Linked DNA regions of Homo sapiens: region 1 is linked to region 2. Evidence: read pairs that join two places in POLR2A ChIA-PET (ENCODE). Cell type or tissue: OCI-LY7. All regions are shown on one strand. Links, peaks and the distances in the headings refer to the core of each region. The heading gives the core; the rest is flanking DNA.

Evidence for each region. ChIA-PET counts read pairs that join two places held together with the same protein. Peaks named below come from ENCODE experiments on the same cell type or tissue, not always from the same donor. Only the 100,000 strongest peaks of a DNase experiment are listed, where the experiment ranks them.
Region 1: POLR2A ChIA-PET joins it to region 2 with 5 read pairs; 3 of 35 experiments call an interaction of 5 or more read pairs at or near these places.

What each region holds. Positions count from the first base shown.
Region 1 is chr1:200,116,583-200,121,966 of GRCh38, forward strand. NR5A2 (nuclear receptor subfamily 5 group A member 2) reads left to right here. Exons shown (of 8, transcript NM_205860.3): 7 at 4,226-4,373. Among named protein-coding and RNA genes, the nearest start is that of NR5A2, 92 kb to the left of the region's middle. In OCI-LY7, for the core only: no CTCF peak of the experiment used is centred there; a DNase peak (open chromatin) is centred at 2,449; H3K27ac peaks cover 434 bases.
Region 2 is chr1:200,054,853-200,060,236 of GRCh38, forward strand. All of the region lies in intron 5 of NR5A2 (nuclear receptor subfamily 5 group A member 2), which reads left to right. Among named protein-coding and RNA genes, the nearest start is that of NR5A2, 30 kb to the left of the region's middle. In OCI-LY7, for the core only: no CTCF peak of the experiment used is centred there; no DNase peak of the experiment used is centred there.

The DNA of each region.
Region 1 (5,384 bases), core at 320-5,319, 62 kb after region 2:
CATTGTATATTGAAATGAGGATTCAGTGTTTCACTTAACCCTGTAAGTTAGCTATTATGTTTTAATTGCGTCTTTGAATCAGGCATCTACATAAATGTATATTAAATAGCCTTGTTAAGCAAAAAGGAAATTATGATTATCAGTAATATTAAGCACTTCAAATGTTCTATATAGTCGCAACTTAGTTATGAAAAGAATTATTTCCTATCCAATATTTTAAAAACTACACACGCACATATGCACACATATATCTATGTATGTATAAAATAATAATGTACTTTGAAGTGGGGTCAGGTTTTAGTATTTGCATATTGTTGCTAATTAACAGCCACTGTAACATCATCCTAAGGGAAAGGTCTACTGGCAACTTATTATCTTCTATTATTGTGTATCATATTAAAATGACAGGCATCTTATAATATACAAGTCATCAAAATTTCAGTGATTAGAATTAAAAGCAATTTAGGTAAAACTGTTTTCTACTTTTTCATGATGAGTGAAATTTATCTAAAGGGGACATCAGTTTAGAGTATTGCTTCAATATCTCCCTTGAATTTAATGACACAAAGATTACATGTAAGAGAGCAAAAAATTAATTTTACTAAGTACATAAAAGACAAGGCCAACTGCTCCTGAAATGAGCACAAACTCTGCATTCAACAATGAAAATATAATTATGTTTGTAATAAAATGTAAGGAAGTTGGAGATCTGAATGTTGTTTCAAGAATAAATCACCTATCCTTCTTTAGAGCTGTGCAATTTGATAAATATCCTTGAAAGAAATGTTTTCTAAGCCCCCATTTAATAAGCATGTTTGAGCTTTCAAATTAGCATGTAAATAAATGTATAGTTATAAATTTGTTGGTAAACCAATTGATTTTTTGAGGTCCATCTCACTAAAGGTCTCTCACTAAATATATAATCCTATGAAACAGATTCCTTTCCGTTATAGTGTACTACATTTTCACATATGAAATTCTTGTATTTGAACTTATTATTATACACCTGTTAGAACTATACACAACAATATTTAATTAACTCCATCTTAATAATGGAAAATTAATACCAACATATTTGTGTTTCATTTTAGTATGGTCTTCCTGATTCAGGCCTTAACTAGTGATTTTTTTTTCTTTTCTTTTTTTTTTGAGAGAAGTCTTGCTCTTGTCCCCCAGGCTGGAGTGCAATGGCGCAATCTCGGCTCACTGCAACCTCCGCCTCCTGGGTTCAAACGATTCTCCAGCCTCAGCCTCCCAAGTAGCTGGGATTACAGGCACTTGCCACCACGCCTGGCTAATTTTTGTACTTTTAGTAGAGATGGGGTTTCACCATGTTGGCCAGGCTGGTCTCGAACTCCCGACCTCAGGTGATCCACCCGTCTCGGCCTCCCAAAGTGCTGGGATTAGAGGCATGAGCCGCCGCACCTCGCCTTTTTCTTTTTTTTTTTTTTTTTGAGACAGTCTCACTCTGTTGCCCAGGTTGGAGTGCAGTGGTGCAATCTCAGTTCACCGCAACATCTGCCTCCTGGGTTCAAGCGATTCTCCTGCCTCAGCCTCCTGAGTAGCTGGGATTACAGGCATGTACCACCACGCCCAGCTAATTTCTGTATTTTTAGCACAGATGGGGTTTCACCATGTTGGCCAGGCTGGTCTTGAAGTCCCGACCTCAGGTGATCCACCCACCTCGGCCTCCCAAAGCACTGGGATTACAGGAGTGAGCCACCGCACCTGGATCTTAACTAGTGGTATTTACTACAATATACTTTGTATATATTAAGCTACAGCTACAGCGCATTCCGTTGATTCCAAGCTTAAATTGTTAATCTTGTCCCATCTATGATTCTTGATAATCATAGAAGTGAGAGGTACCTTATTATCATCACCTAACTTAACTGCCTTACTTAAAGATAAGGACACCAAGGGATGGAGATTTATACGTACTTGTCCAAGGCTCTTCGTTTGTAAGAGGCAGCATTGGCTCGGGTCTCTTACCTAGTCTCTGGCTTTTGCCACCACTGTTGTACCATCAGGCCTTCCTGCTCTCATTCACTCATCTATCCCATTAGTCTCAGTAAAATTTGTATTATTATTATCTGAAGTAGTTGACTATGTGCAGTTTTTAAAGAATTTATAGCATAGGCACCTTTTTAAAGTAAGGACTTTCCTTGAAGTAGAAAGTTCCCCTGTAAGAGAACTGGCAAAATGATAGTTGAGACGTCACTTTGTGTGCTCTGCAAATAATCCCAATGTGCCCCACAGAGTTCAACAGTGTGTCCTGCCTCCTTCCAGCTCAGGGTTCAGGTTGCCCAGGTACTGACCCTTCTTTCACACATTCTGAAACAGAAACCACAGGAGTTCTTACAACACTTGATGTTTAAATTTAGTGCGTAGATGCCAGCACCTGGCTAAAGCAGGTAGACAGTGCTGTACATGATGCAAGAGCTTTCCTCTAACACACATTAACTGTGGCTTTTTCATGCATAGTTGACTCTATATAAACTGATTGACACCTTTGGGGGTCATCTTTCCTCTGACTCATAATTTTTCTCACTCTTGAAAAAGGTTTCTGTACACCCAGTATTCTCTAGTTAAAGCTGAAAATTCAACTCATCATATTTACACAATAAAAAAAATCCATTCTGCCTTGTTTTTAATTGCAAATTCTACTCAAGGGACTAGTTCTCCTGCTTAGGAGGCAGCCCTGTGCCTTCTCCTAGAGAAGCAAGTGCAGTCAATTATGGTAATGAAATGTCAATAAATATAAAAATTTAATACAGTCTGCTCTGGGTGAGTGGCAGATGAGGACTTGCCTCCCAGACAAATTTGCTGCTGCTGCAAATATTAAATGCACCTAAAAGAGTATCTGGTTGCCTGAGAGCTCTCCAGTAAAAAAAGGATGGGAGCGTCAGGTACCAACTGGGCTTTCCCATTATGCTGTAATCGCAGCAGCAAAGCCAGTGCTATCACTGACAGCCATCCCAACATCTTAACTTGTTATAAATTGAACTTCTTATGTCCCCATGAATAATCTAAGATTGGTGCCTAGCAACACTTTTTTTTTTGAGACGGAGTCTGGCTTCTTCCCCCAGGCTGGAGTGCAATGGCACGATCTTGGCTCACTGCAACCTCCGCCTCCCAGGTTCAAGCAATTCTCCTGCCTCAGCCTCCCCAGTAGCTGGGATTACAGGCACATGCCACCACGCCCAGCCAATTTTTGTATTTTTAGTAGAGATGGGGTTTGGCCTTGAACTCCTGGCCTCAAGCGATCCGCCCACCTCGGCCTCCCAAAGTGCTGGGATTACAGGCATGAGCCACCGTGCCCGGCCAGCACTTTTTTTTTTTTAATGAAAAGGGAAATAAGCCTTTTCTTTTTTTGCTTCCAGACAACGGAATTATTCTCCTAAATAAAGTTATTGCTGTCTTTAGAGAGAAACACATTAATCTGATGTAATCTAATGTAATCATCTGAGAATAGCAGTTTTATGTCATGCTTTTTAGGAAACAGAAAACTAAAGAATAATTTATTTGTATTTATTTTAAATTTTTAAATTAACACTTCTGCTGTTCTATAAAGAATAATTTAAATGTGATTCTTTCATCATCCACAAACATCCAATCTTGAACTATGATTACTTTAAAATGTAGTCTCATAATACAAGTAGAAATATATCTGCCTTTATTTTCCTCATGCACTAGTTAATATTGTATATACATAGAACACTCTCCTGGATTCACTTTTCATGGACAGTATGTTTTTCTTTCACCTTATTCATGAGAGTTAAAATTTTTTATCTTATGTGATGATGTAATTTCATAATATAAAAAAGGCATATATACTTGAAAAATTTAGGTAGCCAAAACCTCTTTCCTACAAAGCTTATCAAAAGTGATTATATTTATCAGACATAGTAATTCTGATGCATTTTAGAATCATGGAATGTGCCTCAAACTACTTGCATGGGGAAAATCCCTTCTGTTATCAATCTGTATTGTGGCCAGGCATGGTGGCTTGGGCCTGCAATCCCAGCACTTTGGGAGGCCAAGGCCAGAGGATCACTTCAGCTCAGGAGTTCAAGACCAGTCTGGTCAAATAGTGAGACCCCACATCTCTATTCTATTTTAAAAACCTGTATTGCAATCTGATTTTACCCATAGTTCTTACGACTCAGGTGAAATACATATTGCTGATTCTGATAGTCCTTAAAACTGTGATTCTGTATTGCAGGTGGACTATTCCATAATAGCATCACAAGCCGGAGCCACCCTCAACAACCTCATGAGTCATGCACAGGAGTTAGTGGCAAAACTTCGTTCTCTCCAGTTTGATCAACGAGAGTTCGTATGTCTGAAATTCTTGGTGCTCTTTAGTTTAGGTAAGAAATCCTTTTCTCATGCTGTGCTCAACCAACGATTGCTAAATGATGTTGAAGTTCAAATATCTTGTGGTCCATGTATGTTTTTGTTCTATCAATATAATGCCCTTCCTGTCAAATTATGAAATCTTCAAACGTGAATATATTTTCATATATATTTCTGCATGATGCATAGCCCTTCAGTGGATACGTTGGGGAATGGAAAATGAGTTATTCAATTGACTCATTCAAATGAGTCCTGGTTTTTCTTCCATAATATACAGATAAGCAATAACCAAATAAAGCTATGACAAAGGTTTAAAACAGACAGCTTAGGAAAGATGTATGGTATCAAATTTTAGCCATCTTTCTCCCATTGGTAATTTCTATGTGCCTTTCGTTTCAACTTGCTATTTACTTCTGTTTTTATTCTTCTAAAATATGAATCGTAATTAAAAACCTGTATTTAAATCTCTATCGGGATTAACTAGAGAATGTTTATAACCAGATGCACCACTATGCAAGTACAAAAGATGACAGTTGTCAAGGGGAAAGGATGATTCTTTAGGAAAGCTTTGGAAAAGAAAGATAACTAAGCAAGACAGATTAGCTAAATCAAGGTTCTCAGTGAGTCAGTTGAGAAAAATCACCACAGCTTGGAATAAAAAAAGGATTAAGGAGATGGATTTTTATTGACTTCAAAGGAACAGATTTTCCTGTCTGTCCCTTACTTGATTTCTGTATTTTGTTGGCTTAATAAAGCCAACTTAAATAAACTTTTTGCCAAGTCCATTTATTACTTATTGGCAGACAGCTGAGGGAGGCAACTTCCCTTGAATGAAAAAAATGCAGAAATCAGATTCACCAACATATGTTTTTTCTTTAGTCTTCAGTTATAAGATAGTTGTGAATTCATATTCTAGGGAATAAAACAATAAAACAAACTGCAAAGTAAAACAGATGTGTCTACTCTCCAAATTTGGTACTTTATTTTTAAAATTCTTCTTGACAGGACTGCACAACTGTTGCTAA
Region 2 (5,384 bases), core at 146-5,145:
ATCTGCCCCAATTTTAAGCTATATTCTTTAGTAAATTTACTTAGTCCTACTTTTTTTTTTTTAAGACAGGGTCTCTCTCTGTTGCCCAGGCTGGAGTGCAGTGGCATGATCATAGCTCACTGCAGCCTTGACCTTGTGGCCTCAAGCCATCTTCCCACTTTAGCTTCCCAAATAGCTGGGACCACAGGCGCATGCAACCACGCTAGCTAATTTTTTATTTTTTGTGGAGATGGGATCTTGCGACGTTGCCCAGGCTGGTCTGGAACTCCTGGGTTCAAGCAGTCCTCCTACCTTGGCCTCCCAAAGTGCTGGAATTAAGGCATAACCCACTGTGCCTGGCAGCCCTACTTTTTTTTTTTTGTGACGGAGTTTCACTCTTGTTGCCCAGGCTGGAGTGCAATGGTGCAATCTCAGCTCACTGCAACCTCCACCTCCCAGGTTCAAGTGATTCTCCTGCCTCAGCCTCCCGAGTAGCTGGGATTATAGCGCCTGCCACCACGCCTGGTTTATTTTTGTATGTTTTAGTAGAGATGGGGTTTCTCCATGTTGGTCAGGCTGGTCTCAAACTCCTGACCTCAGGTGATCCACTAGCCTCGGCATCCCAAAGTTTACAGGCGTGAACCACTGTGCCCAGCCAGCCCTACTTTTCTATGGGAGAGAAAGAGAAACTGAGAGAGAGGATCCTGCTCGGTGTCTACCACATTTACTTGCCATATGGCTGTTCTTTGCCTTCTCCTGAGAGTTGGGGTCAGGAATCATGGGTCCAACACGAGCACTCCTCATTGCCATGTGATGTCACAGAGCAATAGCCACTTTACTTACCTTTGTTTTCACTTCTCTGGATGCAAAGTAGCTAATCTGGGAAGCACAAGGATGACACAAAGAAAATAAACATTAAAGTTTGTTTTCCAGTCAAATTTTTCAATGAATGAAAATTTTCCAATCAAAATTTGATCTCAAGGCACATTAAGCCATCTATTGCCAGTTCTCATACTCATCACAAAGTTGCCAGAATGAAATAAATCGAACCTGCATAGGTTTACAAGGAAATGATAAAACTGGTTTTTCTTCCGCTGAAGGTAGATATGAAAGTGTTCTGTCTTTGTGAATTTGGAGAGAATGTTGGAATCAGCAGGTTTGATTCATGGTCTCTAAGGTCTCTTCAGGTGTTAAGCATCTGCTTTTATATCTTTTTCCAAGCAGACCTGAAACAGAAGGCTTTGGTGTGGCTGATAGTGTTGGATGAGAATTTATGTTATTTCAGCCTTTCTTGCTTACATACGTATATTGCATGTGTCTATTGTAGACTCAGAAAGCCATTATCTTTCTTCTTGCTTTCTTCTGAGCTTTCTTCTTGCTCACAATTCACTGAAAGAATCAGCTCTTCTCAGTCAATGCCTGTTTGTGCTATGGCCAACTCACTGTGGGGCAGTGGAACATGCCCACTTACTGTGGGGATGTGTATTGTTCTTTACTGGGATATCTTGAAAGTACACCAGTCACCTCAAAACTCCCATGCATTAGTTACTTCTACTAAGGTAAAATTTACTCTCCCTAAAATTTACTGTTTTTAATGTACAAATGATAAAACAGCTCTTTCACACTTTAAAATTCTCTTGTGTCCCTTTGTAATAAACTCCTCTCCCCACCCCAGTCCCTGCCAATCCTGATCTGTTTTTGTCCTTAGAGTTTTTTTTGTTACTTTTAAAAAGAAGTAAATTTGCTTTATTCGTTGAGTATACATTTACAAACTGCAAACTCAGTTTAAGCTCCCTGAAACTTATGGTTTCAGCGTAGTTGAGCACTAATAGTTTCCATGGAAACATATCCTCCATGGGGCGCTGGGATATTTGGTAAGAGAGTAGTGATGATCATAACTTCACACTGGGTCTGCTTGTTCACATGTCTTATGAGCGTCCTGTTCGTATTAACCTGTATGTTATCTACTGGAACCATGGGGAGAACATGAGAATAGCGAGGCACACCCAAGAAATCCATGTTTAACTAGCTTGGCCATCGTCAGGTGTCTGAATCTGAACAGTGAGAGTAGGACCACACTGCTACCGCATACCTGACTGCCTCATTCTGTGTCCCTCCTGTTCGATATAGTCTGGTTTTGCAAACTGAGGCTTAAGCCTCGGCAGCCAAGAGCAAGCCCTTGTTCCTGTTCTGATGAGGATGTACTGAATTATTTTGTATTCAGTTTCCTACGATGACCTTCTCTAATTACACAAAAGAAAACATAATGAATTTACATATCTTTGGGTCAATTTATGAAAAACCATTCTTTTCAGTAATACAAGTCCTTTAAGACCTGTTGGAAAATGGTACAGACGTGAGCATTTTCCTTGCTCTGCTCTAGGTCATATGGTAAAGGAGAAGAGAAGTAACTTTTCTTGGGTACCCACTAAGCACCTACTCTAGTGCTAGGTGCTTTCAGGCCATTTTCTAGTTTGATCTTTAGGACAGTCCAGTGATGAGAGCACAGTGTATGGTCATTTGGTCAGAGTGGGAGTAAAAGACCATCGCTCTCGTATAACATGTTCTCTGTGGAGGATACGTCCGTCAGTCATAATGACTCATAGAGATGTCAAGTTAATTGATTCGTAAAAGTTTGCTAAATCAATTTTTTTTCTTTTTTTTTGAGACAGGGTCTCACTCTGTCGCCCAGTCTGGAGTGCAGTGGCACGATCTTGGCTCATGGCAACCTCCACCTCCTGCATTCAAGTGATTCGCCTGCCTCAGCCTCCCGAGTAGCTGGGATTACAGGCGTGCACCACAACACCCATCTAATTTTTGTATTTTTAGTAGAGATGGGATTTTGCCATGTTGGCCAGGCTGGTCTCAAAACTCCTGACCTCAGGGTGATCTGCCTGCCTCGGCCTCCCAAAGTGCTGGGATTATGGGCATGAGCCACTGCGCCTGGCCGTAATTGTGCTTTTTTTTCCTTTTTTCTTTTTTTGAGATGGAGTTACACTCTTGTTGCCTGGGCTGGGGTGCAATGGCACAGTCTCGGCTCACTGCAACCTCCACCTCCTGGGTTCCAGCAATTCTCCTGCCTCAGCCTCCCGAGTAGCTGGGATTACAGGCATGCGCCACCATGCCTAGCTAATTTTCGTATTATTAGTAGAAACAAGGTTTCACCATGTCAGCCAGGCTGGTCTCAAACTCCTGACCTCAGATGATCCACCCGCCTTGGCCTCCCAAAGTGCTGGGATTACAGATGTGAGCCACCACGCTCAGCCAAATTGTACTTTCAGTAAAGTACTTTACTGTTTACAAAGAACTTCCATATACATTTTTTTGGTCCTGGTCTCTGTCTTTCATTTTGGGAGCATGGATGTAACTGGCCTTTCATCAATGGTTCAGTAGTGTTGTTTTTTAAAGCCTACAACAGAACCATCTCCTATGAATTGACTATCACCTGTCTAAATGCCCTGTTTACAGCATGTTGTACCTGCAAGAGCAGGATATTTAAAGTACTTTATAATTGATAATTGCCATTATCAATATGCTCACCTCTTTACCATATTCCAACAGGTCTTAAAGGACTTGTATTATTTTTTACCGAAGAGAGTGGTTTTTCGTAAGTTTACCCGAAGATACATACATTTATTATGTTGGTTTTTTGTTTTTTTTTGTTTTTGAGACAGAGTCGCACTCTGTTGCCCGGGCTGGAATGCAGTGTCGCAATCTCAGCTCACTGCAGCCTCCGCCTTCCCGGTTCAAGCGATTCTCCTCCGTCAACCTCCCGAGTAGCTGAGATCAGGCACACGCCACCATGCCCTGCTAATTTTTGTATTTTTAGTAGAGGCGGGGTTTCACCACGTTGGCCAGGCTGGTCTCAAACTCTTGACCTCAGGTGATCCACCTGCCTCGGCCTCCCAAAGTGCTGGGATTACAAGCATGAACCACCGCGCTGGGCTGGGTTTTGTTTTTTGTTTTTGTTTTTTTTTTTCATATTAGAGGAGGCCCAGACAGGTGCGGTGGCTCATGCCTGTGATCCCAGCACTTTAGGAGGCCGAGGTGGGAGGATCACCTGAGGTCAGGAGTTCGAGACCAGCCTGGCCAACATGGTGAAACCCCTTCTCTACAAAAATTATGAAAATTAGCCCGGCGTGGTGGCACTTGCCTATAATCCCAGCTACTTGGGAGGCTGAGGTAGGAGAATCACTTGACCTCAGGAGGCGGAGGTTGCAGTAAGCCAAGATCGCACTACTGCACTCCAGCCTGGGCGGCAGAGTGAGACTTTGTCTTAAAAATAATAATAATAATAATTAGAGGAGACCATCGTAGGAAACTGAAGACAAAATAATTCAGTATGTCCCCATCAGAACAGGAACAGGGTCTTGTTGGTTGCAGAGACTTCAGCCTCATTTTGCAAAACCAGGCTATATATAATTGGAGGGGCACAGAATGAGGCAGTCAGGTATGCATTAGCAGTGAGGTCCTCCCCAGCTTGTGAATACCTGGGTAGGCTTACCTTATCTCCCAACCTCCCAGTGCTCGGCACTGGTTCCTACTGAACAATCGGTAGAAGCAATTTTGTCAGCTTGTCTGCCTAGAAGTAGCCACATGCTTGTTTGCTGAGAATAATTAGGGTCCCTGCTTATTCCAGTACTTATGCTTTTCCAGCAGGCACACAGATTGCTCACAGATCTTATGGAAAGGCTGCCAGTGTTACTTCCTCAGTGTTGGGGAGGTAGAGCCCACTAAGCCTGAGCCCCCTGTTCCCTGTCTGCACACTGTCATACAAAGTCACAGAATAAGTTAAACACATACACACATGCACACAAACACACACAGAAAACATGACTCATATGTGACATCCCTCAACACACTTTTGAAGGACTTTGCCCTCTGAACCTATATGGTAAAATAGATCTTTTTTATTTTCCAGGATAAATAAAGAATGATTTTGCTCTGACCTATTCTTCTGCAGCTTGGGAAGTAGATCATACAAATCTTTGAGAGTTCAACATCCATTTGCAGAATGGCTCCATGGAAATTGGCCATTTAAACTATTCTTCACGTTAAAGACATTAAGCTCTAACCCAAGAAAACCACCCACAGCCAAGAACAACAAAAATGACATAAACCACGTCACCTAACCCAGCAGTTAGGTATTTCTTGAATATCTGATACTTAAAACTTAACTCCCCTCTACACCTGTGTCCTCTCCATACAGTAGGCTAACATCAGGCAGCCAGTGGCATGGGCGCCCTGGCTGGCTTCATGGGGCACACTAACCTTGCACATCATTTTCTTTATCTTCTCCTCTCTCCTCCTTGTCCACTTTTCTTCTGTCCCAATTCGCTTTTTCTTTTCTTACTTCATTAACTCTTTTTCCTTTCCTTCTAATACCTCAGGAAGCACGCTTAGGC